Linked DNA regions of Homo sapiens: region 2 is linked to region 1. Evidence: read pairs that join two places in POLR2A ChIA-PET (ENCODE). Cell type or tissue: Caco-2. All regions are shown on one strand. Each heading gives the region's core, and the rest is flanking DNA. Links, peaks and the distances in the headings are about the cores only.

What was found. ChIA-PET counts read pairs that join two places held together with the same protein. Peaks named below come from ENCODE experiments on the same cell type or tissue, not always from the same donor. Only the 100,000 strongest peaks of a DNase experiment are listed, where the experiment ranks them.
Region 2: POLR2A ChIA-PET joins it to region 1 with 5 read pairs; 1 of 35 experiments calls an interaction of 5 or more read pairs at or near these places.

What each region holds. Positions count from the first base shown.
Region 1 is chr5:116,858,277-116,874,369 of GRCh38, forward strand. No RefSeq gene overlaps it. Among named protein-coding and RNA genes, the nearest start is that of LINC02214, 100 kb to the left of the region's middle. RefSeq lists enhancers at 3,980-4,524, 6,157-6,701, 6,702-7,245, 9,193-9,940. In Caco-2, for the core only: no CTCF peak of the experiment used is centred there; a DNase peak (open chromatin) is centred at 6,135.
Region 2 is chr5:116,721,550-116,737,642 of GRCh38, forward strand. No RefSeq gene overlaps it. Among named protein-coding and RNA genes, the nearest start is that of LINC02214, 33 kb to the right of the region's middle. In Caco-2, for the core only: no CTCF peak of the experiment used is centred there; a DNase peak (open chromatin) is centred at 10,092.

The DNA.
Region 1 (16,093 bases), core at 3,596-8,595:
CTTTCCCTTCCCCTTCCCCTTCCCTTCCCTTTCCTTTTCTGACAGAGTTTTGCTCTTGTCGCCCAGGCTGGAGTGTGATGGCATGATCGTGGCTCACTGCAACCTCCGCCTTCCAGGTTCAAGTGATTCTCCTACCTCCACCTCCTGAGTAGCTGGGACTATAGGCCTGCACCACTATGCCTGGCTAATTTTTTCTATTTTTAGTAGAGATGGAGGGGTTTGACCATGTTCGCCAGGCTAGTGTCGAACTCCTCTGAACTCAGGTGATCCACCCTCCTTGGCCTCCCAATGTGTTGGGATTACAGGCATGAGCCACTGCACCTGGTACTTATTTCTTGATTATATGCTAAATAAGGGGTGGATTGTTTATGCCTTTCCTTTTTAGACCATATTGGGTAAATTCCTGACATTGCCATGGCATTTGTTAATTGTCATGGCATTGGTGGGAGTGTAGCAGTGAGGATGACCAGAGGTCAGTCCTGTGGCTGTCTTGGTTTTGGTGGGTTTTAGCTGGCTTCTTTACTGCAATCTGTTTTATTAGCAAGGTCTTTATGATCTGTATCTCATGCTGACCTTTCATCTCATCCCATGACTTAGAATGCCCCAACCATCTAGGAATGCAGCCCATTAGGTCTCAGCCTGATTTTATTCAGCTCTGTTTAAGATGGAGTTGCTCTGTATCACATGCCTCTGACAAACTGAACAAGAAGCCACAAGGTCTCTGTGACCTTTTCTCGCAAACTTCCTGTCTCTCAATCTTCTGTCTGTCCCAAAGAACAGGATGAAGTTGTTCTCTGAAGTTTCTTATCTGCCTAAAATCTGTACCTGCCAAAGAAGAAGACAATTACCTCTAGCCTCTTCCCTACGTTTTCATTAACTGACCTCATATTACAGGAAGGATGACCGAAGTCTGTCAACAAACCTGGACAGACATTTGTCACAAATCATTGCCCTCTCTGTGGCCCCAACAGACTTTGTCACAGGCTGTTGTATCTTCTTCAAGCCTACTGAATTCCCCTAAATATCCTTTACTCTCTCCCTAAAATTATCCGCACTTCCCCTATCTTCCTTTTCCCTCAGAAGTTGGGTATATAAACCTGTGTGACCCATTGGGATTTTATATAATCACTCTGTGATTCTTTCCTGTACATGCTAATAGATTTGTGTGCCTTTTCTCTTATTAACCTACCTTTTGTGTGTTGATTTTTCCATGAACCTTCTGAGGGCTCTTTACTCCTACAATAAACTACAATAAGTACTCAAATAATGTGGAAGGAAGATATCATCTTTGCCTAAAATGACAAAGAATAATTAAAGCAGGCATTTTGAGGTTTCAAGGTCTAGATTTTTGCTTTTCCCATTTGGTTTAAAAGAAATACTCACTGCAACTAAAACCTTTTCTAACTCTTTTCTTTTGCCTAGATAAAAAAGAGAAAGTAAGTTTAGTTAAAAAAAAATTAATCAGAAAATGAATACTGACTTTAGTCTGAACATATTCCAGGGGATTTCAACTTGAAATTAACTTAAAATTCTATTACAGCATTAATATTGAGTATCTGCATAGCACTATATTGCTCAGAGCTTCATAAGCATCTGAGTTATGCCCTTTTATCACTTTTCAAATTCCATTTATTCATTATCAAGTTCCAAGAATCTTGTTTAGTGACTAATATTTCATTCTACCGGATGGTACTCTGGTACTGAGAAGAGAAAAAGTTTAGCTCCTTGAGCTATTTCTCCAGAGGAATATGGACTCTACTTCTATAGTTTACTGTGAAGAAGAAGCTGTATTTTTATGTTCATGTCACAGCTGTGCTAAGGCTTAAAGGAAGAATTTGGCAACATGCTGACTCACCAAAGAGATTTTACAGTAGACACTGGTTCGTAAGGACTATGTGCTCTGGTAAAATTAAATAGTAAACGGATGCTTAGCATTCCCAGTGCTTCTGCCATGGGCCTTCTACTTCATTCTGTATTAAGGGCAGGGAGGGTTGGGAATTATTTTAGGCCCTAAGCAGTTCCGTGAAGATGAAAGACATCATCACTAACATTATTCATGAAAAAATATGAAAGGTCATCTATCTCCCTTAAGGTTCATTTGGTGCACTTTTAATGAGTGATGGATGAACTGCAAAGGGTTTATTGCAGAGGGGCTGTGCCCTGTAAAAGTTTGGATGACTGTTGCTTCTCTGAAACTTATCCACACATTTTCCCCAGTTTCTCCCCGTCATGGATTTTCCAGCTGATGGCCTTCAGACTTTCTCATTTTCTTTCTTCTTTGGCACTTTGGAAATCTTACTTCCTTCAATGTTTTCTCTGCTAAGATATTTGTTTCCATACTTTTTTTTTTGATTGCCTGAGGTAAATGGAGCTTTCCTAGGGTTAAATCGATCCCAGTGACTTATTTCTTAGGCCAAGGTTAACTTTTCTTGATCTAGCCTTTTAACCAGTTTAGCTGAGTACTCTCCCCCATGTTCCATTCCTGCTTTCCTTCATTCCTTCTTCTATCTATGACCTCTACTCTGTTCTACCTAATGTTTCCTGCCTCAGCTCCACCTTCTTTGTTCCTCTACATTTCTAAACAATCTGGATTTACCTTCCTTTTCCAGTTTATTATCTGTTTACTTATGGAGGAAAAGAGATAGGCAGGGTAGAGTCTTACCTGGGACAGCCAAGAATTCTGCAAGGTCAAGTCACTGTAAAAAGAGGAGAATCTAAAAGCATAGAGAAACTCTCTTGGAGATGGGCAGGGCTTTGGCTTAAGGACCAAAAGCATGAGCTGGAACAACACAAGTGGGTGAGAATGGGAAAGGGCCAATCAGAGGAAAGTGTCACAGGCTATCAAACTGTTGAGACTGAAAGAAAGGAATTGGGAATGGGATGCTCATTCAAAATAAATGGCATTTAGGAAAGAACGTGGTTCATCTCAAGCTATGAATGAGGTTAGGCTTGAGAGCGAAGGCAGTCTCATGGATAAAATCCAGACATGGGGATCTGGCTGTCAATCATCTGGGTCCCCAGGAGAGTCACTTAATTCAGGCATGCAGCTAATTGGGCTATATTAAATGACTCACCTGCTCATGGTGGGCAGTTTCTATAAGTTCATACTGGGTCTGGCAATGCCCAAGTGTCTGTAGGCAAGTGGGGCCAAGGCCACAGAATCTCTGGTTTCCCAGCTTTTGCTTAAACTCTTACACGTGTGGTAGGGTGCCAATATAGTAAGACCAAAGTAAACAACGCTCTACATGTTGGCATTTGGCAATGTGTACCATCTAGAAATCAAATACAGAGTCTATGAAACCAAATGAAGGAGGTCAAACTTACCAGGAGAAAGTAGTCATGAAAATATATACTGAGATTAGATATTTCTAGAAGTGATTTAGAACTCAGCTCTTTTTTTTTTGAGTATATGCATAATTTTGTTCTTTTTAAGAAAAAGTGTCAACCAATTGCACACATAGCTACCCTTGCTTAATGCATCACTGTAAATATACACACACGTGTGTGTGCATTCTTGTGAGTATACTCATTTTTGTGTGGGCAGGCTCAGGCGTCATATGTGCAGTGGTGTGTGTATTATAGCAACAGAACAGCTGCTTTTCAGAACTCCCTTTCTTGATCAGTCACACTGGTGACAGATTTCTGTGATCCTTCTTAGGGAAACATTTGAGTTTGCCTGCCTACCCTGCCAGGCTCCCTAAGCTGCTCTAGTTATTCTTGTTGCCAGTCCAGGTTTACCTCCTAGCACTTCACAGTCTAGGTCCTAATTTTCTAGTGCTGATTCAAAGTCAAAGTGAGTACCTAGAAGAGCGGGCACATCTAGTGCAAGACTATCCTCAACAAAACTGTAACAGGGAATCTATCTGTGTTCAGTGTTGCTCCCCTGAACACCGTGCTCTTCACTCAGCCTTCACACCCCTCACATGGTATTCTATTTAAAAAAATAATAATAATGTGAATTTAGAGATGGGGTTTAGCTATGTTGCCCAGGCTAGAGTGCTGAGGTTATTCACAGGTACAATCATCCTGCACTACAGCCTCGAACTCCTAGACTCAAGCAATCCTCCTGCTACTTAGTCTCCTAAGTAGCTGGGATTACAGGCATCTGCTACAGTATTCTTTTTTTTTTTTTTTTTTTTTTTTTTTTTTTTTTTTTTTGAGACAGAATCTCACTCTGTTGCCCAAGCTGGAGTGCAGTGGCATGATCTTGGCTCACTGCAAACTCTGCCTCCTGGATTCAAGTGATTCTCCTGTCTCAGCCTCCCGAGTAGCTGGGACTACAGGCGCGCACCACCACGCCCAGCTAATTTTTGTATTTTTAGTAGAGACTGGGTTTCACCATGTTGGCCAGGATGGTCTCCATCTCTTGACCTCATGATCGGCCTACCTTGGCCTCCCAAAGCGCTGGGATTACAAGTGTGAGCCATGGCGCCCAGCCCAGTCATAGTATTCTTGTTGTTTCTCTTTCTTCTCTTCTTTCTCCCTTCCTCCTTTCCTTCCTACCTTTTTTCCTTCCTTTCTTCTTTCTCCCTTCTCTCTTTCCTTTCTCTCTCTTTCTGTTTTATCTCTCTCTCTGACATACACACACACGTGCATGCACACACACACGCATACACACACACGCGCGCGCACACACACACACACACACACACACCCTTCCCAGTTCAGGGCTCTCAGGGCTTTGATTTCTGCCAGGTGGTCTTAGGAAACTCTTTAGTGTAGGTATTCACTGACCTTGCAAAGGGCATATGGATACCAACAGGTTGATAGATACTAACAGATTAAACATTTTCCTTCCTGGGTAATATATTTGCATAACCATAGATGCCTATCTTAACCAAAGACTGGCTCAAAGATTTCAAAGTTTGTTTCAACTTAGAAACAAACAAACAAACCAAAAAATCTGATGCTTAAGTGTGTAAGGGGTGGGGAGAGCAAATATTTGAGGAAGACAAACCTTTGAGGGCCTACAGCATCCCCCACAAAGGCCCAGTTGTCCATGATTGAAGTCAGCAGTGCAGAGACTCAGCTGATCAAAGAGAAGATGAGGCTGCTTTCGAACTATAAAGGAACCATGGCCCTCATCTGGTAAATCAGCATTGATCTGTCATGGTATCTCCTTGCAGTATAAATTGATAAGGGAGGATCATGCATTAAACCATCTGCTTCAAAAAGTTTAACTTTCTTTCTTAGGGGAGCAGTTCTAGGTTAGGATCATAATGGAGTATTAACTTGTTTTATGGTATATACCAGGATATTTTTCATTCTCCTTGCCAGAATAGGCAGCTGTCTTTACCAATAAATCTTGTGAAGTTTTCCACTTTTGGGAAATCATCTGATTCAAAGCAGAACTGTTCTTATAACTTCAGGAAACAAATTAAAAATCTGCTCTATTTTAAATACCCTTAGAGCAAAACATGTTGAAAAATCTTATTTAGTATTTCATGCCTAACATTATTTGCATTAAGAAGGCTCCTCCTAAAAGCTAACTCAAATCTTTTTGCAATAATTTAAGCCATTTTCTGGGCATGGCTGAAGTGAGAGTTAAAAACTTTCGTAAATCCCTTTTGCGGCTTGAAGGAAGCCAATATGTCTACAGAGAATTTAGGAGGATACAAGATGTCCTTAGAACCTTTCTGGTCCTGACATCTATTCATTTGGAACACTTTTCTTGTGATCTTTTGGGATTCTGGGTCTCCTTATAAATGACTTCTGAAGAAGGGACAGACAGCAATAGGGTAACAGAGAGCAAAGAGGCTCCGTACTATTTTTTGACTTTTCTGACCACTGTGAAATTGAGGATACATTGTTTTGGAAAAGAAATTCCTTGGGTGACTTCAGCTGTGTTAGTGGGGCAGGACTCCAATGAGTTCTCCACTGTAAAATAAGAGGGCTATGCTGGGTGGCTGATAAGATCTGGCCACTAGCTGCCGGTCCCCCAGCCATTTCCTGGCCTCTGCATTAACCTCAGCAATGCTTTTTCTGTAAATGCTTCCTCTACCGGGTTCCCCAGTCGGCTATGAACTCAGGCAGCTCAATTCAGGGGTTGTGTGAGGAGGCAGGCTTGCCTATGGGAGCCCAGCAGCAACCATAGAAGAACTGATTAGCTTTTAATAGCAGACCTCCGCCAGACAGGCAGGAGTCTAAAGAGTAAATAGAGGTGCTGGCCCTGGAATTTTTTTAAAGGCCCCAGAGGGATTTGTTCACCGGCGTTTGAATTTCTACAGAAAGGCTCTGTGAAGCTCTAAATTAAACCAAGCTGACCCCTTTCACAACCCAAGTTATTTACAGTTCACAGGTCTTTGGAGAGCTCTAGTTTGCATGCAGTTGAAAATGGGTCCCTGGTTGGCAAAGGTAGCCTACTGTGGTGCTATTTGCATTACACTACCTTGCTTTCCTTTGGTGTGGGAGAAAGCTCTGGAATGGAAGCCAAAAGATGTGGTCTAGTTGTAAACATGCCTTTGTTTTTCAGCAAAGGAATGGCGCCGGTAGAAATAACCAAAAAAGAGCCCGCTACTAGAAAGCAAATAACTGAGTTCTCTCTGTAATTAAATGCATTCCTCAGAATAATAACTAAGTAGTAGGAAGGAAACCAAGCAACACCCCCTCCCCACCACTGCAACTGATTTCCTTTGCAGCTTTAACAATCAGATCAGTCAAGAAGACTGGCACTGATTATAGCACTCAGTTTCCCCATTTTGCTCCATACTGGGAGAGTAATTAAGTTAAATTGCTTTCAGTGCCTGAGATCTGGTTTGTGTCAAAGTCAAATAAAGTGCTGGTTCAAGTTTGTTCATCAGCACCTTGAACTTACCCCTGGCCCTCACTTGTATAAAACCATGGCAAGGTTTTGTACCATGGCAAGTGTTGGATAGAGAAATCTTGAAACCCCACAATAACCTCATTTCCTATGAGAAATGTGGCATGTGTCTCTCTTTCTCAAGACTGGTAAACTTGGTTTGGTGGATATTTAGGAGAAACTTTTTGTGATCTATCAAATAAAAGAAGACAGCTTGCCAAGACACAAGCCCAAGTTTAGTCACAATTACTGAAAACTGGATTTCGTGGGAAGAAAAGTACAACAAAACTTGTAATCTGGAATTAGGAGAAATGTGAAGGTAAAAAGATTGATACGTTATGTTTAGGAGAAAATGAGGTGATCTCATACTTCCCTCCCTTTCTTCTTTATCTCCAGCTGAGTCTAAAACACATCATTCTCCCTCTTCTGGGTAGGAAAGTATACTAGGCATGGATATTGGTAGTGAAGGAAATAAAAATATTTTACTCCAAAATATACCTGTCTGACTTATTTTGAGATGGTTGTTCAGAAGGCCTGCAAAGCTGTCTTTTGTGGGAGAGATTTGCATCTGTACAGAAAATCTGCATTAATGCAGCCAAGTTTCTCTGAGACCTTCCCTTTTCCAGATCTAAGAAAGATTTAGGAGAGAAAGTGTGACACGTTTAAATATCTGAAAGAAACATTCACTCTCTATTCTCTCTGAGGGCTGCTCCCGGTGAGATTTCATCTGTATAACAAGACCTCCTTTGCTAGCCAGCTCTTCTCCCCAGCCCATAACCTGTGTGGCCACTGGAATCTGATTTGCCACAATACTCTGTTTTTGGCCATGTTCTGTGCTCCCATTCTTTCTGTAGCCTCAAGGTGGTACATAAGCTTCTGTACCCCACTGGGGGGTTGTGATCACTCTGTGATTCTCTCCTATGTGCACATTAGTAACTTTGTATGTATTTTCTCCAGTTAATCTGTCTTTTGTCAGTTTTTTTTTCAACAAACCTGTAGAGGGCAAAGGGGAGGCTTCCCCTTGGCCCCTGTAATCGTGATGGTAGTGTGTGTGCGTGTGCGGAGAATGATTGGAGTGTGAAGGAGGGCTGGCAGGTAAAAGGACTGCAAGAGAGAGAGAGAGAGAAGCCATAATTTGGATCTTTAAGTGATTTGTACTTTATCTGGAAACTATGACAAACACATAGGAAAATGGCATGACAACATATTCATGCAGAAGGATGTATCTTCAGTGTCTGACACGTGGTAGACACTTAACATTCATGGAATGAATGAATGAATGGGTAGAATAGGATGGATGGATGGCGAGAAAGCCAACTATAGGAGAAGAGAGTACAGTCACTAAAGCATTTGCTGGAAATAAAATTAATTGTCCATCTCCCACTGGGAAGAAAACCTTGGGCCATATTCCTTAGCAGTATGGCTAAATTTGGATGAGCATAAGTATTGTGTAAATAGATTATGTAGTGTAGATAAGCAAGCCCTTTTTTTCCCTATGAGTTAAAATTACACTCATTTCAGTTCAAGGCAAAAATAATTTTATGCATATGATACAGAAGTTAAATGACAAAATGTAGAAATTGTAGTGTGCTAGTTTTCCATATGAAGTGTTAAGTTGGGGCATACATGCAGAAAATAAGATAGGTAGGCAGTGGAGAAAGCAGTTACCAAATGGATAGAAACTGAGCCCTAACTATGAGGGGAAAACAAGTCTATATTGTTGTTTAACTCCTACACTGGAGGTATCAACATGGCTATACACAGTTTTTCTGAACCTGTGTAGGACTCTCTTCTCAATCCTTAGCCATCCAGTTCAGATGTTCTCTCTGACTATATAGTCATTCCTTTTTCTCTGGTGCCCCAGGGCTTCTGGTATTGCATTGTGATTATTTGCCTTCTTTTGCAAGAGCAAGAATACAGTACATTATAGCGGTCAGTAAGAGTTTGTTTATTATAGGCCAGGAATTGTGCTAGTTTCCTTTAAATAAACCATCTTTAAAAAAAATTTTTTTTTTTTTTGAGTCGCCAGGCTGGATGGAGTGCAGTGGCACCATCTCGGCTCACTGCAACCTCCAACTCCCTGGTTCAAGCAATTCTCCTGCCTCGGCCTCCAGAGCAGATGGGATTACAGGCATGCGCCACCACACCCAGCTAATTTTTGTATTTTTAGTAGAAATGGGGTTTCACCATGTTGGCCAGGATGTTTCTGGTCTCCTGACCTTGTGATCCACCCGTCTCACCCTCCCAAAATACTGGGATTACAGGCGTGAGCCACCATTCCCTGCCTCAAATAAACCGTCTTATATCATCTTTGCAATGACTTATTTATTCTCATTTTGTATATGAGGGGACCTAGTTTCATGCGCATCAGTGTGAAGAGACCACCAAACAGGCTTTGTGTGAGCAATAAAGCTTTTAATCACCTGGGTGCAGGTGGACTGAGTCCGAAAAGAGATTCAGCGAAGGGAGATAGAGGTGGGGCCATTTTATAAGATTTGGGTAGGTAAAGGAAAATTACAGTCAAAGGGGGGTTGTTCTCTGGTGGGCAGGAGTTGGGGGGTCGCAAGGTGCTCAGTGGGGGTGCTTTTGAGCCAGGATGAGCCAGGAAAAGGACTTTCACAAGGTTATGTCATCACTTAAGGCAAGGACCGGCCATTTTCACTTCTTTTGTGGTGGAATGTCATCAGTTAAGGCAGGAACAGGCCATTTTCATTTCTTTGGTGGTGGAATGTCATCAGTTAAGGCAAGGACCGGCCATTTTCAGTTCTTTTGTGGTGGAATGTCATCAGTTAAGGCAAGGACCGGCCATTTTCAGTTCTTTTGTGGTGGAATGTCATCAGTTAAGGCAGGAACAGGCCATTTCACTTCTTTTGTAGTGGAATGTCATCAGTTAAGGCGGGGCAGGGCATTTTCACTTCTTTTGTGATTCTTCAGTTACTTCAGGCCATCTGGGCATATTCGTGCAAGTCACCGGTGATGCGATGGCTTGGCTTGGGCTCAGAGGCCTGACACCTAGGGCTAGGAGGGTGTGTGATATGTGTGGTAAATGGTAAAGGCAAGCCTCAAACTGAGGTTTCCTGATAGCAGGTTCACTGCTGTTTGCACCATAGCAACTCCATTTGCTAAAGCAGTGCTGAACAATAAAATAATAATGCAAGTTATACGTTTAATTTTAAAATTTAGCCACATTACAAAATGTACCATATTTAAAAAAATAAAAAGAAGCAGGTAAAATTAATTTTTTAAATTAAATTAAATTTGAATTTTAGTCAACATATAATAAATATACATATAATGGGGTACATAGTGATGTTTTGATGCTTATAATGAATATTGATCAGATGAAGATAATTAGCATATCCTTCACCTCAGACGTCGACCATTTTTTTGTGTTGGAAACATTTGTTATCCTCCTCCTAGCTATTTGGAACTATATAATATATTATTGTTAACTTTTGTAGAAACATTTAAAATAGTTTAAGATGTACAGAAAAGTTGCAAAAATGATGCAGAGAGTTCCCATTTACTCCACATCCTATTTCCCCTAGTGTTGGCATCTTACATTTATTTAGTGTGTTTGTTACAATTAATAAAACAATACTGATATTTTTTTTTTTTTTTGAGACAGGATCTTGCTGTGTTGCCCAGGCTGGAGTGTAGTGGTGCAATCACTGTTTGCTGCAACCTTGACTTCCTGGGCTCAAGGGATCCTCTCACCTCAGCCTCCTTAGTAGTGAGGACCACAGGTGCATGCCATTATGCCCGGCTAATTTTTTTTTTTCTGTAGAGGCAGGATTTTCCCATGTTGCCCAGGTTGGTCTCAAACTCCTGAGCTCAAGCAATCTGCTGGCCTCAGCCCCGCAAAGTGCTGGGATTACAGGCATGAGTCACTGTGCCCATCCCTGATACATTATTAATAACTAACATCCATATTTTATTCATATTATCTTTGTTTTTACCTAATGTCCTTTTTCTGTTCCAGGATCCCATCTGAGATAACCATCATGTCTCTTTAGCTTCTTTAGACTTTGACAGTTTCTCAGACTTTTCTTGTTTTGATGACCTTGACAGTTTAAGGGTACTGGTCAGGTATTTTGTAGAATGTCCTGGCTATGGTCTGAATGTTTGTGCCATTATTCACCCCTACCTGCCCCTGCCCCATGATAAATTTATCTGTTAAAATCCTGTACCCCAAGGTGATGGTATTAGCAGGTGTATTAGTCTGTTTTCATGCTGCTGTTAAAGACATACCCAAGACTGGGAAGAAAAAGAGGTTTAATTGAACTTGCAGTTCCACATGGCTGGGGAGGACTCAGAATCATGGCTGGAGGCAAAAGGCACTTCTTATGTGGTGGTGGCAAGAGAAAATGAGGAAGATGTAAAAGCAGAAACCCTTGACAAAACCATCAAATCTTGTGAGACTTATTCACTACCACAAAGAAAGTATGGGGGAAACTGCCCCCATGATACAAATTATGTACCACTGGGTCCCTCCCACAACACGTGGGAATTATGGGAGTCCAATTCAAGATGAGATTTGGGTGGGGACACAGAGCCAAGCCATATCAGCAGGTAAAGCCTTTGGGAAGTAATTTAATCATGGGGCAGAGCCCTTACAAATGAGATTAGTGCCCTTAACCAGGAAACTACAGAGAACTAGCTAGTCTCTTCTGCCACGTGAACACAGTGAAAAGGTACCACCATTAATAAGGAAATAGGCCCTCACCAGACACAGAATCTGTTGATATCTTGATCTGGGACTTCTCAGTCTCCAGGAGTATGAGCAATACATTTCTGTTGTCAATAAGCTACCCAGTTTATGATATTTTGTTATAACAGCCCAAATGAACTAAGATAGAAATTGGTACCAGAAATGGAATGGTGCTGTAACAAATACCTGAAATGTGGAAATGGCTGTGGAACTGGGTAATAGAGAGAGGCTGGGAGAGTTTTGAGGTGCATATCTAAGAAATCACAAAATCATAAACAATGTTGATAGGAATATGGACAGTAAAGTCCATTTTGATGACATCTCAGGTGGAAATGGGGAATATTTGATTAGACACTGGAGAAAAGGCCATCCTTACTGAAAAAGGGGCAAAGAACTTGTCTGAATTGTGTTCATGCCCTAGTATTTGTGGAAAAGATGGAAAAAGATGGAACTTGTGAATGATAACATAGGAAATGAAGCTGGGGACATTTCTTAGCAAAGTGTTGATGTTGAGGGTGCAGCTTCAGCTTGGCTTCTCTTGTTCTCTTGGAGGCAGATAGTAAAATGTAAGAAGAGTGAAATGATTTAAAGATGGGATTTTTAATCAAAAGAGAAGCAGAATGCAAAGATTTGGAAAATTATCACTTTGTCCATATTTAAAGGAATTAGAAAGTATATTTGAGAGAGACCACCAAAGTTATGGCCAAACTGCTGTTTGATAAAGAGGAGATTAGTATGGAGTTGTCAAGTGGTAGTCATTCAGACAATGGAAGAATAACAACAAAGGAAGTTTGGAGACCATCACTGATGCCCCTCTCATTGGAGGCCCAGAGTGCAAAAGCCTCGGGGGCAGAATGATTTTAAATGAGGGATCATGGGCTTCTACAGGACCTTCTTACTGGCTGCCTGGCACCCCTTCAAGGCTCTGCTCCCTGCATTCTAGCTCAGTGCTCCTTAGCCACCCCAGATTTTAGATCCAGTGGGCCCAAGTGCAGTGCAGGTACAATAACCACTCTGCAAAAGGGCACAACTGGTAAACCCTGGCAGTGTCTCGGTGGTGCCATCTCCACGGCCATACAGAGTCCATGAGCTGTGGAGTGTGGTTACCTCCACTTAGATTTAGAAGGATGGAGCCTCCTGGACCCTTGGGCATATGACCCAGACAGAGGGCCACTGTGGGGCTAGGCCACAACAAAGAACCCCCAGCAGGGCAATGACTAGTGGAGCCATGGGGGCAAGGCTGCCTCTGAAACCTCTGACTAGTAGAGTCACCAGGTGTGATTCCAGCCTGGGAGAGCTTAAGGCACTTGGCTATAACTAGTAAGAGCTGTGGTGTGGGCTGTGCCCAGCAAAGCCACAGGGCAGGGCTACCTGGAGCTCTGGGGGCCTAACTCTTACTCCAATGTGTCTAGAGGGTGGAACATTGAGTCAAAGGTTATTGGTTATTTTTGAGACTTAAGATTTAATGTTGTTTGCCCTGTTGGGTTCCAGACTTACTTGGGACCTGTTATCCCTTTCTTCTTTACTATTTCTCCCATTTAGAATGGGAATGTCTAGCCTATATCTGTCCTACCCTTGTATTTTGGAAGCAAATAATGTATTTGACACTACACGTTCACAGCTAGAGGGCAATTTGCCCCAGGATGAACTGTACCCTAAGTCTCACATATATTTGATTTAGATGATATTTAAATGATGACCTTGATAATCTGGCTGAGCTAAGTGTTTGACAGGTTTCTCTACCATAGAGTTATACTCCCATTTCTTTCCATACTGTACTCTTTGGAAAGAAAAGTTAAGGGTGAGAGTTAAGCTCTACTTCCTTGAGGGGGAAGAATCTCCATAGGTCATTTGAAATTCTTCATGGGAAATTTATTTATTCTTCCTCATGTATTTATTGAAAAGTATTATTTATTGCCGGGAGCGGTGGCTAACCCCTGTAATCCCAGCACTTTGGGAGGCCAAGGCGGGCAGATCACAAGGTCAGAAGATCAAGACCATCTTGGCCAACATGGTGAAACCCCATCTCTACTAAAAATACAAAAATTAGTTGGGCATGGTGGTGGGCGCCTGTAATCCCAGCTACTTTGGAGGCTGAGGCAGGAGAATCGCTTGAACCCGGGAGGTGGAGGTTGCAGTGAACCAAAATTGTGCCACTGCGCTCCAGCCTGGGTGACAGAGCGAGAGTCCATCTCAAAAAAAAAAAAAAAAAAAGTATTATTTATTTTTATCAGCATAGATTCATGACTATTTAGTGAAACTAATGCAAACATGTTTTTATTTAACCCAATATATCCAAAATATTACCCTTTCCATTCATAATCAATATAAAACGTTTGAAGGCTTTGCATAAAAACAAAATGAAGAATACGTTATAAATAAGTCTTCAAAATCTGGCATGTGGTTTACGCTTATAACATATCTTAATTTGGATGCTAAACTTTCATTGGAAATACGTGTTCTATATTTAGATTTCATAAAATTTATAGTTCAAAATGTAGATTCACATACGCAAAAAACTACAGCTATACCTAAAAGTTTTCCAAAAAATGAAATAAGTACTAAAAAGTCACATTCTTTTAATAGTTGCATCTATTTTACAAAATTAGTTCATCTTTTTTAGAATTTATTTGACCTACTTGGGACCTGCTATCCCCATAATTTTACAATATGTACAAATTAAGTAAATTCACTAACTCTGTGTCAGATTGGTACTATTGCCATCAAATTCAAAGTGGTATTGCATAAATTGAAAAGCATCTTTAGGCTGGGCACAGTTGCTAACAACTGTAATCTCAGCACTTGAAGGCCGAGGTGGGAAGATTGCTTAAACCTAGGAGCTTAGGACCAGCCTGGGCAACATAGAAAGACCCTGTTTTCACCCCCCGGAACCAAAAATAAGATAAGATAAGATAAGATAAGATAAGATAGCTGGGTGTGTGTAGTCACAGCTACTCCAGAGGCTGAGGCAGGAGGATTACTTGAGGCCAGACACTCAAGGTTGCAGTGAGCTGTGATTTTGCCACAGCACTCCAGCCTGGGTGACAGAGTAAGACCTTGTCTCTTAAAAAATTAAAGTATCTTTAGATTTACCACAATCAACAAAGACTTATTTAACTTTTTCTTTTAGTTTTTGAAGCAATTTACATAATGCTGTTGATTACAATTAAACTTTTTGATATATTGATTTATGTTTTAAAATTACAAAATCATTATGATTCAATTGTATTATGAAAAATTTCTATTTCATCATTAATTTCCATACTATATTACTAGGTCATAAATAAGGTTTTACTTTCCTTGGAATTTCAAATATAACTCATTTATATGCAGTGTTATATCAGTGAGAAAACATAAATCACACTGTCATTTTTTTGCTGCATGAGTCATACTGACATTTTTTTGTTTGATGATTACATATTTGGCAAGCATTCCTTTTGTTTCAAGAAAATCTTGAATTAGAGTTAACAATGTAGTAAATTGTCCTAAGACTCTTTTACAACTCAACCAACAAGCATTTGCAAAGAATACGAGATCACAAAATTATCTTTTATTTCTTTTAAACAGTTTTACAAATGAATGAATTTTCATAGCATTTTGTATGTAATGAATGATTTTAAAAACTCTACCTATGAGACTTTTCATAGAATCTGGCTCAGAAAACTAATCACAGATATATTCAAAATGTAACATATAGGTATGAAGCAATAAGGGAAATATTAGTCTCTTTGTTTTAAAATTCCAATAAATCCAGATTTTTCAACCTAATATAGGTAGAGTACTGTTTGTCATAATAGGAATGAATTTTTTTTATATCTAGCCAAATTCTTTAATAGTTTTAAAAGATTCAAAAATTTCTATGCCATGAGTGTAATTTTTTAGGCTGGAGATTGACAACTTTTTTTTTTTTTTTTTTTTTTTTTTTGCGACTGTCTTGCTCTGTTGCAAGGCTGGAGTGCAGTGGCGCGATCTCGGCTCACTGCAAGCTCCACCCCTCCAGGTTTAAGCAATTCTCTGCCTCAGCCTACCCAGTAGCTGGGATTACAGGTGCGTGCCACCACACGCAGGTAATTTTTTGTATTTTTAGTAGAGACGGGGTTTCACCATCTTGGCCAAGCTGGTCTTGAACTCCTGACCTCGTGATCCATACGCCTTGGCCTCCCAAAGTGCTGGGATTACAGGCGTGAGCCACCGCGCCCGGCCGACAACTGTTTTTGGTAATTTTGGAAGTTCTTTGAGATAAAATATAAAGTATTAATCAGATAGTGACATATCATACAACTCATCTAAAGCTAAAGAAAAATAATTATAATTTTAAAAATTTTGAGTCAATTAGTCTTTTATATTTAGAGAAATATTGGATTTATGTGTAATCATTTGGTGGCTTAACTGAAGATCTTTCACTTTCTGTAAAAAATCTTTTAAAATCTGTTCTTTATAACCTTCGAATAGAATCTTAGTAACTGAAGTAGCTTATTGTACCATGTCTCCATCTAAAACTTTTTTTGTCTTTTTGTATAAGGATGTCTAGCTGGCCAGAGTTATAAACTCAGAGCCCCTAAAAAAGACTTTTAAGATTGTAT
Region 2 (16,093 bases), core at 7,220-12,219, 130 kb before region 1:
ACTAGCAAAAAACCTGAAATAACCTAAATATCCATCAAAGAAGGACTGGGTAAAGTATGACACATCCCTCTGTAGAATGCTATTCAGCTGTACAAAAGAAGGAAAGCCTATTTACATACTGATATATAGCCATAGAGCGAAGGTATGTGATTAAATGAGAAAATGGAAGGTGCAGAACATTGCATTTCTTGGCATATATAAAAGAAGCTGGTAACGGAAGTTATTCTAGGAATGGAAAATAAATGGCTTTCAAACAGTGGTATTTAGGAAGCTTACTTTTTCCTAAATACTCTTTTAACTTTTGTTATTGGACCATGTGAATATACTCAATCTTCAGAAATTAATATAATTTAAAAAAACAATAAAATACATCTAAGAATTGATCTAGTAATTCTACTGCTGGAAATTCATCTAACAGCATAGTTCATAATAGCAAAGCACAGTCCGTAAGTGGCAGCAGTAAAAGAGAATTCCATGTGTGGTGATATGAAATGTTCCCAAGACAAATCTGTACATTAAAAAAAAGCAAAAACAAGTTGCAAAAAAATATATATTATGCAACTATGAAAGTTGAAGAAAACTATATATATACCCATTATAAATATTTCATGTTTTCATTTATACTAAAAATTTCATGTGCATATAGTGTTTGTATAGGCATGGAACACTCACGTATGTGGAAAGACACACAGATATTTAGGGTAGAAGGCCTGGGGGTCATGGATACAACTAAGATTTACATTGTAATGTGTCTCTTTATATAACCTACACATTTTAAATTCCCGTGTCCAGATAATCATTAATCAAGCAAAAAGGAAAACATAAAGACAAGGACAAACATGTAGTTTTATTGTTTTGTGAACAGCTGAATTGACCTTCTGGATGAGGAGAACCATGCCGAGTTAAAATTGGCATTAAAGGGAGAGCCAAGCTCATTATGTGCAGAGCCGAAGTCCTAGAGATACATTTGGGTCCTCTTTAATTCCAAAATGACCAGCTAGACAGAAAAGACAACCACAGAGGATAGATGACTTTATATTTTGAACAATAATAGGTTATTTTCCAAAGATATTCGGCTTATAACAATTTCCATTTCATTGAAAATGTTGGACTTTTTATACCCTTCCATGAAACTTGGCAGACCAAAAAAGAGAAATTTGACTTTTCCATGTTGCCCATGATGCAAAATCCTGAAATATTCAGAACACAAGAGACACATACAACAAGCACGATGACCTTGAAAATTCTCAAGCAGATGTATCAGAGTCCGTTTCACATGGCTGATGTCCTTGGCCAGGGAGTGAGCGTACAGCTGGCTAAATGCCGCCTCCACAGCAGCCAGTCTAGGGATGTGCATTAGCTTTTTGATTTAAAGAGAAGAGAGGGCATATGATGGTGGAGAGTGAGGCATGTTATTCAGGGTTAGATGGCAGAGAAGGTCCTGAAATGCAAGTGTGACGATGCTTACTGAAGGAGCACTTTATTGGGGAAAAATACTCAGAGATGATCCTGCCTCTGGACGTGAAAGCAAAATTCAGGTAACCCTTAGCTGCACATCAGAAGTCATTTTATCATTTTGGTAAAATTTCTTTCAGTCAGTAGCTGCTTTTGCTCCCTTTTCTATATGGGAACTGTCCAACTCTGGAGTTCCAAAGCTGCATGAAGTAAACACACATTTGCTCTTGACCATTTCCTTGTGTTACCTGCTATTTTCAGTCAGGAGTCTCTCTAGTTGTGCCTCCTCTGCTTGCTTCTTGTTCCAAGTTGGGTCTAGCTATAAATTCCTTGACTTCTGAAGTGGATGTTTGTGACCACCCTGCCCGACCTCTGTTCTCTCTTCTTCTCAGCCCCCTGGGAAGCCCCTCCTTTATTGCTCAGTCCGTGCAGCTCTCATGATGTGGATAGCAGTGCCTCTGGATCCAGGACTGGAAGCTGTAATCAGCACCAGTTAGAACTCCAAATCTCCTCGGCCACAGTGATTGGTTTCTGGGTATACATGTGACCCAATGGATCAAAGCAGAACAAATCCTGGGATTGGAGTGAGAGGTTCTGGGAGATGGGCTTTCCCACTGGACTTGAGTTAGAGAGGACAAGAACCTGAAGCAATCACGCAGTACCACACAGAGCCCGAGAGTGAAGAGTACACACACTCAGCCCACAGCAGAACCCAGAGATGCAGAGAAACTGAGTCCAAGGACACTATGAGATCCCTGAACCTGCCAAGCCTAAAGCTGCATCAACCCTGGACATTTTGGCTATAAGAGTCTCCCAAACCCCAAACTCTTTTTTCCTCCATCTCGTTAGGCTAGCCTGGGTTTTCAATTATCTGTAAGAGATAGAACCCTGACCAACGTATCTCTGATGATGATTATAGCAATACACCTGTATTTTTTTTTGTTCTTTCCAAACATTTTCATCTACGTTAGCTAATTTCTTATCTCAGTGACCCCGTACAGAGGTCAGGAGCACAACTTATACTAATCTCCACTTATATTTAGGAGAACTGAGGCTCACAGAAGTTAAATGACTTGCTTGGAGTAATCATAGCTAGTAAGAAGCAGAGCCTGTTCTGAAACTCAGGACTCTGGATTTTGTGTGCTTTGCAGTGCCGCCTAGGAGGTAGGACGTGACTTTCAGTCCCCTGGCTTCCTTTCTCTCATGCACTGCTGGGCTGTGAGCTTGGAGGACCTTTCACTCCTCGGAAGCTGGCACTGGGGGCCCTGCAGGCCCAGCCAGGTGAATATCTGGGGCCTGGGGAGAGGCAGAAAAGGGAACCTTTCACTTGAGTTAATGAAAAGTAACCAGATTCTTTGTCCCAAAGGAGTGGTAGGGTAGAGCTTGTTTAGCAATCAGAAATAAGCCACTCCTGGGCAAGGAGGGCACCAAGAGGCAAAGCCACACAAAGGAGGCTGAGGAGCAGTGACCTTCAGTGGGCGCTGCAGTGGATTTGGAGGAGGAAAACGAAGGAGAAAGCATGGGCGGAGGCGCTTCCCCTTCTTGCTGCCCCATTTGCTGTGAGCGTCTTAACAGAATGAAGCCTGGGGACCTCTGGGTCACTGCTTAGCCTCCTGACCTGGTTCTTTGAAGCCCTGGTTCTCCTCTCCCCCGTTCCACTTACATCATCTTTTCCCACTGCCACTTACAATCAGAAATAATATAAATATTAACCTGCTCATTGGTGAAAAGGAATAAGATATCAAATATGTTTCGATTTTTATTTTTAAAAATCAGAGGATGGAAGCCATTTTGAGTATTATAAAAAAAAATAAAATTTCTGCATGGGGTTTGAAATATTCCCTCTGCATATATCATTGTCTTTGAGGCATGAGGATTTAAGACCTCAGATACCAACCTAATAAAAACAGCTGGGTTAGAAAGTGAAGGTGAATCAACATCGGTTAACATATTCTGTAATTAAGTAATATTTTTTCTTTTAAAGGATCCCTCTTCCTCATCTGCCTGCAAAAGGGACTGTGGTGGGATGTCACTGGTTCCTGGGGAGGGGCAAGGTCCTTGGTGAGTTCAGGCTCTCCCCTCCTGTCCTGTGCCTAACCTCCGCAGAACCCTCCACCAGCTCATGGTTTTTTCTTCCTCAGGTCTTGGCAGGTAGTTTGTCAAGCTGATCTTAATGAGATCACTATGTAATTACAGAGGGACTGTCAGGATATTTTTGGTTGTCATCTTCTAACAAAATGCAGATTGTGTGGCATGTATACATAGAATTACTCTGTAATTCAAAGTAAATTGACATTTAATTTCAATTTAATTACACAGGAATTACGGGCATGACAAGACACAGTCTAATTAGGAAGCAAAGTATAAGAATCTGTTTATGGAATGAAAATCCATATTATGTCACATTTTAACAGAATCAAAATAATTTCTTTGAATTTTTGTAAAGCATATATAATGACAACAGTAATAATTGAAACTGCTTCTGGGCCATTCATCAGGTGCATACATACTATCTTATTTAATTCTAGCGGTAACTCAGCAAAGCTGGTGTGATCATTCCCATGGTACAGAAGGGAAAACTGACATTTGGAGAAGTTAGTAATGTGCCCTGTGTTACACAGCTCAGGAGTTGTCAAGGGGAAATTTAAGTCCCATGATCAAGAGGCCCATGCTTAGGAATACCGTGCTGCTGCCTCGGGTGCTCCCTAGAACTTGCACTTCTAGGGAGAGGAGGAGGCACAGGATACAGTTCTGGAGGTTGGCCTCAGCAGCCAGCTCTCTCTGGAGCTGTGGCCCAGAGCATCGAGCTTGTTTTCCCCCTTTCCCTTTCCCTATGCTCTCTCCCTTCATCTCTACCTTTCTTCTTTTCACTCACTTAACAAATGTTTACCCAAATGGCATCCACTCTGTCAGTCATTGTACTGGGTGCTGGGTGTTAAGTGCCAAGGGTGGCTGACAGTGCTATGGCCTCATGGGATTTCCTCTGCCCACCCGTCCTTATAGGACATCTCAAGCACCCTGTTCAACAGCTAGGGTGAATAATGAACCCTGGCTAGTCAGCTGCACATGCAAGTATCAGGAGCTATCAGGATCCAACCACAAGGAGACAGATAAAAGCAAGTGGGAAGGGGACCCCCAGAGTCCATTTGGTGGAAGCTTTACCCTCAGGATAGTTTTCCCCACACTCAGGGTTTATGGAGCTTTCACCTCTCTTCTAGTGGAGCTTTCAATCAAAGCAGAATTTTGGAGTGTGTGTGTGTGTGTGTCTGTCTGACCCCTACCCTTGTACAAAACAAATCACAACCTGGGCTGCTTCCTACCTTTCCAAGAACCAGACCTATCTAGTTTCAGTGACTGCAGAATTTTATTTTATTTTATTTACTATTTTATTTTATTTTATTTTATTTTATTTTATTATTTTATTTTATTTTATTTTATTTTATTTTATTTTATTTTATTTTATTTTATTTTATTTTATTTTATTTTATTTTATTTTATTTTTTGAGACCGAGTTTTGCTCTGTTGCCCAGGCTGGAGTGCAGTGGCATGATCTCGGCTCACTGCAACCTCCACCCCCATGTTCAAGCGATTCTCCTGCCTCAACCTCCTGAGTAGCTGGGATTACAGGCATGCGCCACCATGCCTGGCTAATTTTTTTGTATTTTTATTAGAGATGGGGTTTCACCATGTTGGCCAGGCTGGTGTCGAACTCCTGGCCTCAAGTTAGCTGCCTGCTTTGGCCTCCCAAAGTGTTAGGATTACAGGCATGAGCCACCGCACCCAGCCACAGGATTATCTTTCTCACTGATTTTACCAATTTCCTTCAACCTAAATGACTTCTTTAGCTTCCGCTCTCTTATCCCTCCTCTATCCCTCACTTAGTTATAATCTCTTCCATGGGTGTCATACTTTATGCTTGGTAAAAGGCTTTCCCTTAAAATAGCTCATTTGATTCTTAAGCACAAATCTGTGAAGAAGTCAATATTTTAATCATATCCAGCTTATAGATGGGGAAGCCAATAACCAGAGATGTTCAAGACATTCATCACCTTCCACAGCTTGTCAGTGTAGTACTGGTTTCAGACTCAGCTCTTCTGGGGTTAATGCCAGCTTCTGTCTGGGACATCAGCTGCTGGTCTTTCACTGAAGCCCTCTTTCCTCTTTCTTCTTGTTACCTGAAATTTCAGCATTCACATATCGCCTATGTAAATGTTTATTTAATTTTTTCTTTAAACTGATTTAAAAATATTTGAATATATTTATTTTAGAAGATAATTTCATATGACTCCTTCCAATGGACAACTAGCACCATTTAATAGAAAGAGAAGGTAAATATAAATCTAAATATGAAATGAAATGAAAGGTTATCATTAGATCACAGCTAGTCACTGTTGCTTGCTGAAGGTTCTTATCCTGATGCCAGCGCTTTGTTGACAATTGAACTTTGCCAGAGTGAGAGGGCTGTTAAATGTCTACTAACACCAAGCAGACAGTTGCTCCTTAATGTGACAGGCAGCACTGAAAGAGAATCAAAAGAAAAAGACAATTTTTTTACTATGCAGTCAATGTTTTTGGATGCTCTCTCTGTATCCTACTCAAAGCATCTCAAATCACGTACTGTGGTAAATACTGTTCTGGCCTAACCACTCTACATCACACAAACTTAACTCCACTTATCCCTACCAAGAATGCCTAGCAGGTCAAATCTTGACTTCAAGGTTCAGTAGAAAGATATTAACCTGGTGCAGAGTAACCCAGTGCCTGGGCCTGAGTCTTTCCGGGCCTTTCATCAGCCCGTTGGGGTAGGTGACCTTGATTTATTATAGACATTTTGTAGATTCATGTGTCTTACAGAGAAATATACCTTATAGAAGAAGTGGGCTTCTCCTGGGTTTGGGAAACCTTGGTGAGATTACCTAACCTCTCCAGGCTTAGATTTTAGCTTCTCATCAATCAGACTTTCAAGGTTTACATTTTGTTTGCTTATGGAAAATAAAAGTTCTCCATGGTGAAAAATGGAGCATTTTGAGAAGGACATCAAGTGTCTCCTTGAAAACATGTCTTGATGAAATGTAAATGATGATGTAAATGAATCAAACCCAATGGATTAATCAAATCATTAACATATCAATCATTAATAAGTGGATTTTATTTTTTAAAAAATCCAATGAAAGTGCTCCTACAAATAGATCAGACATTCATATATTATGCTGCCTTAAATCTTTTCTGGAACAAAGAAGGATATAAATAAATAAACATAAATTAATAATATAATAATAGCAATCTTGTCCCTCATTGTAATTTTAGATTTTAAAGTGAAGAAAAGACTTAGGAATAGAAAAAGATATTTCTGTCTGGTTGATGTACTCAATCTGAATACAGCCAGGGAGTTCCATATATCTAAAACATGGCCACAATTGTAGCTCTGAAAATCCTCACTCCCTGTTCAATTGCTTTCTTAGCCTCATGAAAATGAAATCTAGGAGGAAGCAACTCACTTCTAAGGATACACTTAGAATTCATCTCTAACGTGCGGGAGATAAAAATCAGAGAACTCATTGCTCTACCTTTGCCATTTCATCAGTTTTAAAAGATTGTATATAAACAACAAATCTGAACATACAAAGGGATTAGTTAATCCAAAAAAGATCAAAAGCAATGAGAATCTCTCCACATGGAACAGGGTGGCATAGGGACAGGAGCTCTATAGAGAAATAATTTGTCATGAACAGGTGAGGACAGAGAAAGCAAGCAAAGGAGAGAGCAATTCTAAAGAGTAGAAAGCTATTCACCAGGTCACACATCCCCTGCCCTTGGAATTAGGAAAGAAACCCACCATTCTGCCCTGTGTCAGAATGAGGGAAAAAGCATCTGCTGCCAACTCTGCCTGCCTTTGTGCAGGGCATGGGAGTAGGAGTGGAGAAAGGGTGATGTCCTCCTCTTTCTGGTAATGCTGAAAGCTCAGTCAGTCTGCAAAGTGGCAGTTGCGGGAACTCAAGAAGCTCAATGTGCTATTCAATTAGAAGCAAAAATGTCAAGTTTATTTTGATCATATCTCAGTAACCCCTGTCACTTGGCAGCCTCCCCTCTTTAATTTCACTCTCTTGCCTGGTTACCTCAATAAGAAGATGCCCCATTCTCTCTGGATCTGAGACTCTTGCCTCCCTCTGTCTCAGCTCTCAACAGAAAATATCCATGCCATGTCCTAGACCTATGAGATCACAAAGGTACGCTGTGTGATACCTGCACAGACAGGCTAGTAAGTGGTGCTTGTTTTGTGGTGAGAGCACTGGGACTTAGAGTGAACAGGGTGGCTCATGCTCTGTGGAGAGCAGGCAAGTTGAAGAAATTGCTAACCTCAGAGTTTGCCCAATAAAACACTTATGTGGGGAGGCTTCCATCAGCTGGAACAGCTCCCATTTCAAAACCTTTGCCTGGTCTGTTAAAGAACCTGATAAAGGCAGTGGAGTTCAGGTCTTAATGAGTATGATTTACACGGTGTGCTACCTCTCCCCTTGAACCTACCCCTCAAAAGGAAAGTAAAAAGGATTTGCATTCTGAAGGGGATCCTAATTACCTGAGATAAAAAGGATGTTCAGAAAAAGTATTTAGGACAGGAAAGCAGGTATGTAAGAAAATGCGCACCCTCAGGTCACATACTAGCCATCTACAGCAAAGCCATAGAATTGACACTCAAGTCACACTTCCATTTCCTGTCCTTGTACCCTGGCCAATACTCATGGCACCTTTGCTCATGGCTTCCAGAATAATCCACTGAACACTCCTCTTCAGCCTGGAACTCCTGGCAGTCCCTGCCCATCATTTGGAATTGGCACGGGAGATAGAAGCTAGAGGCAATTCTTTTATACTCAGAGCAGATGCTATTTGAGGCTGGGTGAGGCAGGAGTGCACTCCAGAAGTCTTCAGAAGGCCTTGTTGACTCTCCACCACCACCATGGAAGTCCCTTGTTAAGCAATCTCTTTACTTACCCAGGAGACCATGTTGCTATTGATCACCAGACCCCAAGGGAAAATTGATTCCGATGGTAAGTATGGTCAAAATTGACTGATCTGAGAGTCTGCGGGTCTGGATTCTAGTCTTAGTTCCTCCATTTCTTTGTTATGGAACCTTGGCCAAGTTATTTAATTTCTCTAGACCTTAGTTCTCTTACTGCTAAATAATCTTTCCAACTCTATCTTTGTGGTGGGGTCAGAAAAGATAGTAATTAGGCCCATATATCAGAGTTGTGTGAGGTTCAAAATGAGATGCAATATGTATGTCTTGGGCAAACTTAACATCACTTCACACATGTACAATCATTCTTCTCTGGGTTTTTCCAGAGTTAATGTCCAATGCTATGGAAAATTGAGGAAGCCTGTTTTTGTGAATTTCTAGTATCCTCCTGAATCCAATGGAAAAAATCAGTCCACTTGTAAATCTGTACATTTCACATAATGGAGGGTTATTTTTGTGCCAAAATAAAAGTTTTCTTATTTGAGAACTTGATGGAAATAAAATGAAGACTGCAAGAACATTAAACGTTTAACCTATGATTTTCTTGCTTTGGGAAAGATTTAAAAAAACAATGCATTGTGTTCTGTTGTCCTTTGTCGATGCATAATTAAAGATTTTTTTTTACCATCCAAGATAATTTCAAGTCCAGTAGGAATAAATATTACCAGTCTGTTACAAATGTGCTAAATTCATGTTTTAATAAACTGAATTTACTCTGCCTGGTTCTTGCAAAATTAGAAATTATAAACATATGCTTTCCAAGAAAAGTAGTCATTTGCCTTGCTTTCATCTGGACTAAAATGTGATCGTTTCCCCAGCAAAGAGGAAAAAAAGCTGGGCTATATTTAGGACTGCTTGATGATCCTGGGGCCAGCTGGCAGCAAAGAACGTAAAAAAGATTTGGATGCCGGGTGTGGAGGTAGCCTCAAGACCGGACTCTTAGGGAAGGCCTCCAGGGCTCCCCACCTTTGGAGATCCGCAAACCACATGTATTTTTCATCCTTGACTTTGCCTTTAGGATTTCTGAATGTCTTTGGAAGTAACTTTTCTTTTTCTTTTATTAAGCAGTTAATTCCACTAAACACATTTTAACTTTTGATTTCAAATCAAGAGTTTCTCTCCTTATATATTTTGTTTATTCAGAACTATTAAGTTTTAATATCTGTGAGTCCAGTAGTGATTGTCTTCCAGAACTTTATGTGAAAATAGTGATCCTGGGAAGCCCAGCAGATAGTTAAATCTTATCGGCGAAGTCATGTTTTGAATGTGTTAAAAGACTTCTTTCAAAACATGGTGAATCCTTTATAAAGGAAATTGTCACTTCCAAGTAATAATTATTCTTCATTTTCATAATTATATATCTAGATTAAAGCTAGTAACATATCTGAAAAAGGTTGCCAATGGATAGAAAAATGTTGCTCAACAAATAAGAATTCTGTTTATGATGTAGAGTCACATCACTGTCATTAATGGAAAGTGACTACAGTCTTTGTTTTAATAAAAAGCACCACGTAAGTCCCTGGGACTGGCTTCCAGCAAAGAGGGGCATATCTGATGGAAGAGGGCAAAGGCAGTTTCCTAGAACAGAAAACCGTCTACCTGGACCATCTGCATTCCAAGAATTTTTCCACCCAGTCAATGAGCCCTAGGGAGTGAGCAAGTTTGTATGTTCATATTTGTATATATGGGCCTGTGTGAATGCATGGGTGAGCATGCCCAGATGTGTGCATGTGTGTGTGTTGATTTGTGTGCAAATGTATATAATTTGTGGGCTTGCCTGTGTGGTTCTGTGCATGTGTATAAGAGTGTGTGTGTGTGTGTGTACCCACGTGTAGATGCCTACATCTGTCTGAAGGTGGTGAGTGGACAGAGGGAAGGAAGGAAGCTCTCTTTTTTCCTTTCTTTCAGTACAGATCAGCTTCTACAGCTGCAAAGTTAATGAGTCTGGCATGGTGCTTTTTCTAAAGTATAACTCAGTTCCCAGACTCACAGAATTAGAGGGAAAGCAAAGGAAGAAAAAAGAAGATTAGTAGGTTTAGTAAAAGGTAAGTTGCTATTACTATATTCCATAAACATAAAATTGTCCCATTAAAATGATTCTGAATTAGTGTGATAGAGTCCTAAGAACAAAGGTTTATGAAGAACCTCCTCAGAGATGACGAGAAAACCTCAAAGAACAGCTAGCATTGATTAGAAAGCCATGGCCTGGAGGGTTGAGGGCAACATTGGCCTTGGAAACACAGTTTATGCTGAGTAATAAGATAGTGAACAGTTCCATATAAGCCAGCTGGCTGGTGCTGGGCTTCACAACATAGCATTTGAAGAGGTTGTATATCTCATACTTTAGACACTGAGTTTTATTTTAGCATCCCAGGATTTGAATTCCTAGCTCCATTATTTACTTGCAGAGAGACTTTGAGCAAGTTACCAAATTTTCTCTGAACCTCAGCTTCTTCATCTATAGAATGGAGATAGTGATACCTTCCTCTCAGGCGTGTTGTGATAAATTAAATGAGATAAATGAAGCCTCATGAAGTGTCTTCCCTCTTCCCTTATGAATTCTATCCTTTGGTGAGTAGTTTTATGAGAAATAGCTGTCAAGAAAGAGGTTCCCTTATATTACCTAGTTATCACTCCCTGCAGGAACCATAAGGAAATTCAGAAGCAACAGTGTCATTTGAGTTATGGCCGTCTTTAATCTAATCAGGATCAATAAAGAATCATTTAGCCCCTGGTGCTGTCTGTGTTGTGTCCCCAGGGGTCTCATCCCCAGTAAACACACATTTAGTCAGTGGTATGTAGATAAGGGGATGTCAAGCAAGAAAGGGCACTGTGGTTCCAGGGTCAGGAGACACCATTGGCCCTTCCACTCCTGATTATTAATCTCTCTAGATTTCTGTGAGCAGAACCGTGCCTTTTACAGAAGACACCAGCTTTCATGTCATGTAGGGGAGAAGAGCATGGCTTTTTGCCTTAGCCTGCCTTGATTCAAATCTTGGCTCTGAAGATTACCAGCTAAATGATCTTACCAAATTATTTAGTCTCTCTGGCTTCAGTTTCCTCATCTGTAAAATTATAATAATAATGCTTAAATTATAAGATTGGATTAAATACATTTATATGTGTAAACTGGCTGGCTCACAGTAATTAACAAACATTTGCTTTGACTATTAGATGATGATGGTTATTGTAAAAAAAAAAAAAAAAATCTCTGCTGCTGGTCTGTGGGCATATCTTTGGTCTGCTGAATGCATTTGAGGAGATATGAAACTATGGAGCCTGAAACATTTTTGGGTAATGTATCCCACAGTCCTAGAGCCAAAAGTGCTTACAGCTACCCAAGCCAACAACCTTAAAAATAATGCCTAGACCAAACTGAAAAGGAAAAAATTACAGGAGATTGTTTCTTTATGGCAGCCTGGCAATATTGGTTTATATTCTCCTATATACTCAGTGGGGGAAAATAAGGAATGTTTTTCTATTACTTTTTTACTTCCCACCAGTCTTAGTCTCCAAACTCACAATCAATCAACACATCCATCAAGAATCTTACTGGCAATGAAATGAAGAACATATTTTCCTTTTATAATCAAGCTGTATGGTCTAGTGGTTAAAACTACATGCTTTGGAGTTAACTACATCTGAGTTTGATTTGAGACAAATTACATGAACTCTCTGAAAGTCCATTTCCTCATCTTTAAAATGGGGTAATGATGATGCCTGCTTTGCAATACTGTTGTGAGAATTACCTGATAAAATGTACATAAAGCTCTCAGAAGAGGGTCTGGAATTTTCTAATCATTCAGTAACTCTTCATTTCTACAATGTTTTGAAAATAGTGCCAAGCGGGGCTTGGGCTTGGGAGCTGGAAGTCCACAAATATGAAAGGCATCAAGTGAAGTTGTGAAGAACCTGGCCAGCCTCCCGACAGGAAAACTTACCACCCTCATCTCAGAAAACAAAGCCCACGCAGAGGTTGTCCTTCCCAGCATGTCTTCCTCTAGGGCAGGATCTGTAAAACGAGGAGCAGGACTGGCTACATAATTTGCAGGGCCCAGTGCAAAATGAAAATGCGGGACTTGTTGTTCAGAAAGTACTAAGGATTTCAAGAAGGCAGCAACAAAGCATTAAACCGAGTGTGGAGCCCTGCTGAGCCCAGGATCCTATGCAACTTCTCAGTTTGCATGCCCCTGGAGCCGGCTCCTAGGAGTGAGAGAGAGTTGGGGGGAAGGAGGATGGGAGAGAAAATCAGTTCCACCTTAGGAAAAAAGTCGAGTTGGTTTTAGAGCACAAGAGCCACGTTCAAGTACACCCACACTGGAGCCCACCTGGGGACACACATTTCATAAACCTGCTTCTTGAGAGGTGTGTCCCTCACTGTGTGGAGGACAGGCAAGCCAGGGGCTGCTCATTTGTTTAGCTTTGCAGTTGCCAAAAGCAAGACCAGCATTTTAGGGCCACAGTGCAAGATAAAATTTATAGGCTCTTTCCAGCAGCCTGTGCTTTACTCAGGGTTAATCCGGCTTATTAGAGGAGTAGCAAGGACGTGTGAAAGACGCCTTGGAAGGGCTCCATGTCACAGCCTTGACTCCTCATAAAACGGGCTGTCCCCACCAGTCCCTGGCACAACTTCTACAATACATCAGCCCAAGGAGGCAGAGGCAGGCTCCCTGCCAGTCTCCCAGCACTCACTTCATTTGCTGTGGTTGAAGGACCAGTGCTGACTCCCCTTAAGACTTTCAGGTTTTCCAGCAAATTCCTGGCCTGGCTTTGTGGGAAAATGTACTGGGAGCAGGGGGAGAGAAGGCCTCTGGGGTTGAGGAGCTGCAGGGTAGGCGCTGCAGGGAAGAGATGTTGAGAGAATGAGACTGGGCAGAGCAAGTTCTTAATCAACACACTGCTAAGTTTCCTTGCCAAGAATACTCACTCCTAAGCTGCCAAAAGACCTGATGGAGGAGTTGCTATCTGAACTCCAAGCAAGTATTCACTTATGTGGTTAGTTAGAGCAATTAAAAACAATATGCAGGTTATGGTTGAGAATAATGCATCCCATGGTCCAAAGTCCTTTCAAATACCAATGATTGATGATGCATCAGTTCATTTGTGTAATATGAGGAATGGTATTTCAGTTCTTCAAAAGAGCGAACAGAGTTCCCTCCCGCATGTTATCTCAAGAGCTGCACCAGTAAAGAAATATCCCTGTGCCTTTTTATGTCATCTTGACACTTGGAATGAATTGACAAGGCCCAGCACAATTCATCTCTTCTTCAAACCTTTGTTGCAATATCCATGGGATTCAACTGTGCAGCTGAGTCAGTGAATGGTGTATGCTAATCCAGGTTTACTGAGATCTGAAATCCAGGTGTGTGCTTCTGAGCTTATATGCGTTGGAAATTTTTCTGCAGAGTTCGTTGCAGTCTGTGTAAGGCAGAATTGGAAAAACTTGGCTATAAATGACACCTGCTATGATAGATAACGTAGGCTTCTTTGTGGAAAGGGCAGCCCATTTTTAAACAAGCACTGGATAGAGGTTTGCTGGAACCGTGCTTACCTCTTCTTTTGGCCATTGTAATTTTGTTTCTGAAGAATATTTAGGACGTTTTTAAGAATATTTTACCCTTGCCAAGAAGAAGCAGGTTTCTGAGCCTTTTGGCTTTGCAAATTATGGTTTCTCTGTTAATTTTTCAGAAATCAGTATCTCGAAAAAAAAATTTTTTTTTTGAGGTGGCGTCTTGCTCTGCTACCCAGGTTAGAGTGCAGTGGCATGATCTCAGCTCACTGCAAGCTCCGCTTCCCAGGTTCATGCCATTCTCCTGCCTCAGCCTCCTGAGTAGCTGGGACTACAGGCGCCCACCACCACACCCGGCTAATTTTTTGTATTTTTAGTAGAGACGGGGTTTCACCGTGTTAGCCAGGATGGTCTTGATCTCCTGACCACGTGATCCGCCCGCCTCGGTCTCCCAAAGTGCTGGGATTACAGGCGTGAGCCACCGCGCCTGGCCTCAAAAAAATATTTAAAGAAGGTTTTGCTTCAAAGATTCTTTCTCCCTTAACACAGTAATTTATGGCTGACATAGATTATAGAAGACCCTTAAAACTCCTCTGAATAAAGATACTAGAGACCATAACAAATAGAATGAACCTATGCAAGATGTGCTTTTTAATCATTCTGTGAATCAAAGCTATTTAATGAACTCTCTACCAAGATTATTCAGAAAAACTTCCTTGCATTGGATGGAACATCCCAAAATTAAATATAATTTATAGTTACATTACAAACAATTGTTTGTTCAAGTGAGAGGCTAATATAAGTCAGAATAATGAACTGCATAACCTGTTAGACTATAAAAGGTGATAAAGTATGTTTTTACATCAACTGTTTATCATAAGAAGCGCAATGAATTGCAAAGATTATTAAATCCAGGCTGCTGCCCAGAGTGATAGTAAGGTTGAGGAAACCTGGGAAAGAAGTTGAGTCCACACGGAAATGCTAGGCCAGGCTCTACCTGTTTTATAGCTTTGACAGCCAGCTCTCCTCTCCTCAGGGTCGTTTTGGCCCTGGAACTTGTCCTTTCCAGGGTGAGCAGAGGAGAGTTAGGCTGAAGAATATTTTATTGATGGATTTACAATAAATGTACTCAATCTGGTAATGATGAACATTTTGATGTTTGTTAATCATTCTAACATTTTGAACATCCTGGTCTTTTGTTACTATAAACAATGCAAAAAGGAACAACCCCATATGTATGCCCTGTACACTTTTTGGATTTATATGTCCTTAGAAGAGCCAAATTCTTGTTGTGTCAATGTGTATGTGCATTTCCTACTGCCAATTTGCCTTCCAAAGAGGTTGTACCAGTTTATACACCTGCCAGAATTTTATGAGAGTATCTATTACTTCACACACATGCCAACACAGCATGCTATTCAACTTTTGGATCTTCATTCATCTGTTAGGTGAAAATGGCATCTCAGGATAGTATTCATTTGCATTTATTTTCTTATGAGTAAGCCAAATATCTTTTTATAGGTGAGAAGGCCATTTTGTAATTTGTTTTTCTGCAAACTCCGTTCATGTTCTTCATTTCACTTTTTGGTTGCTGGTCTTATTAATTTTCAAAAGCTCTTTATATATTAATAAAGTTATCCCTTTGTCTATCATGTATGTTTCAACTACTTTCCTTAATTTTTCACTTGGTACCTTTGTTAAGGTATTAGTGCTTTATTTTGCAATGCAGACATTTTATGCAGTAACATTTTCAATCATGTTAAATGTGCTAATTTTTTAGAATGCAGTAAGGACACTGTGGAATAATAGTGAGAAATGCCACCCATTCAGTATGTGGGGTGCTTTTCCTCAACACGGTGACTTCCAGAAACATCTGGACAGGTGTCACCATGTCTGCCATTTCACACACCATCCATGGCTGTCATAGGTTGCCTCTCCCAAAAAACAGACTCTGAGGCAGCACTGTATGTGTAGGAAGTTTATTGTGAATTGCTTCTGGGAACAGCATTAGTCTGAGGAAAGCAGGGAAGGGGGCCCTCAACTGATCCTATAGGGATCCCTGGAGCTGGGATGGCCCTTCAGAGGTGTCTCAACTAAAGCCAAGGTGGAAGGGG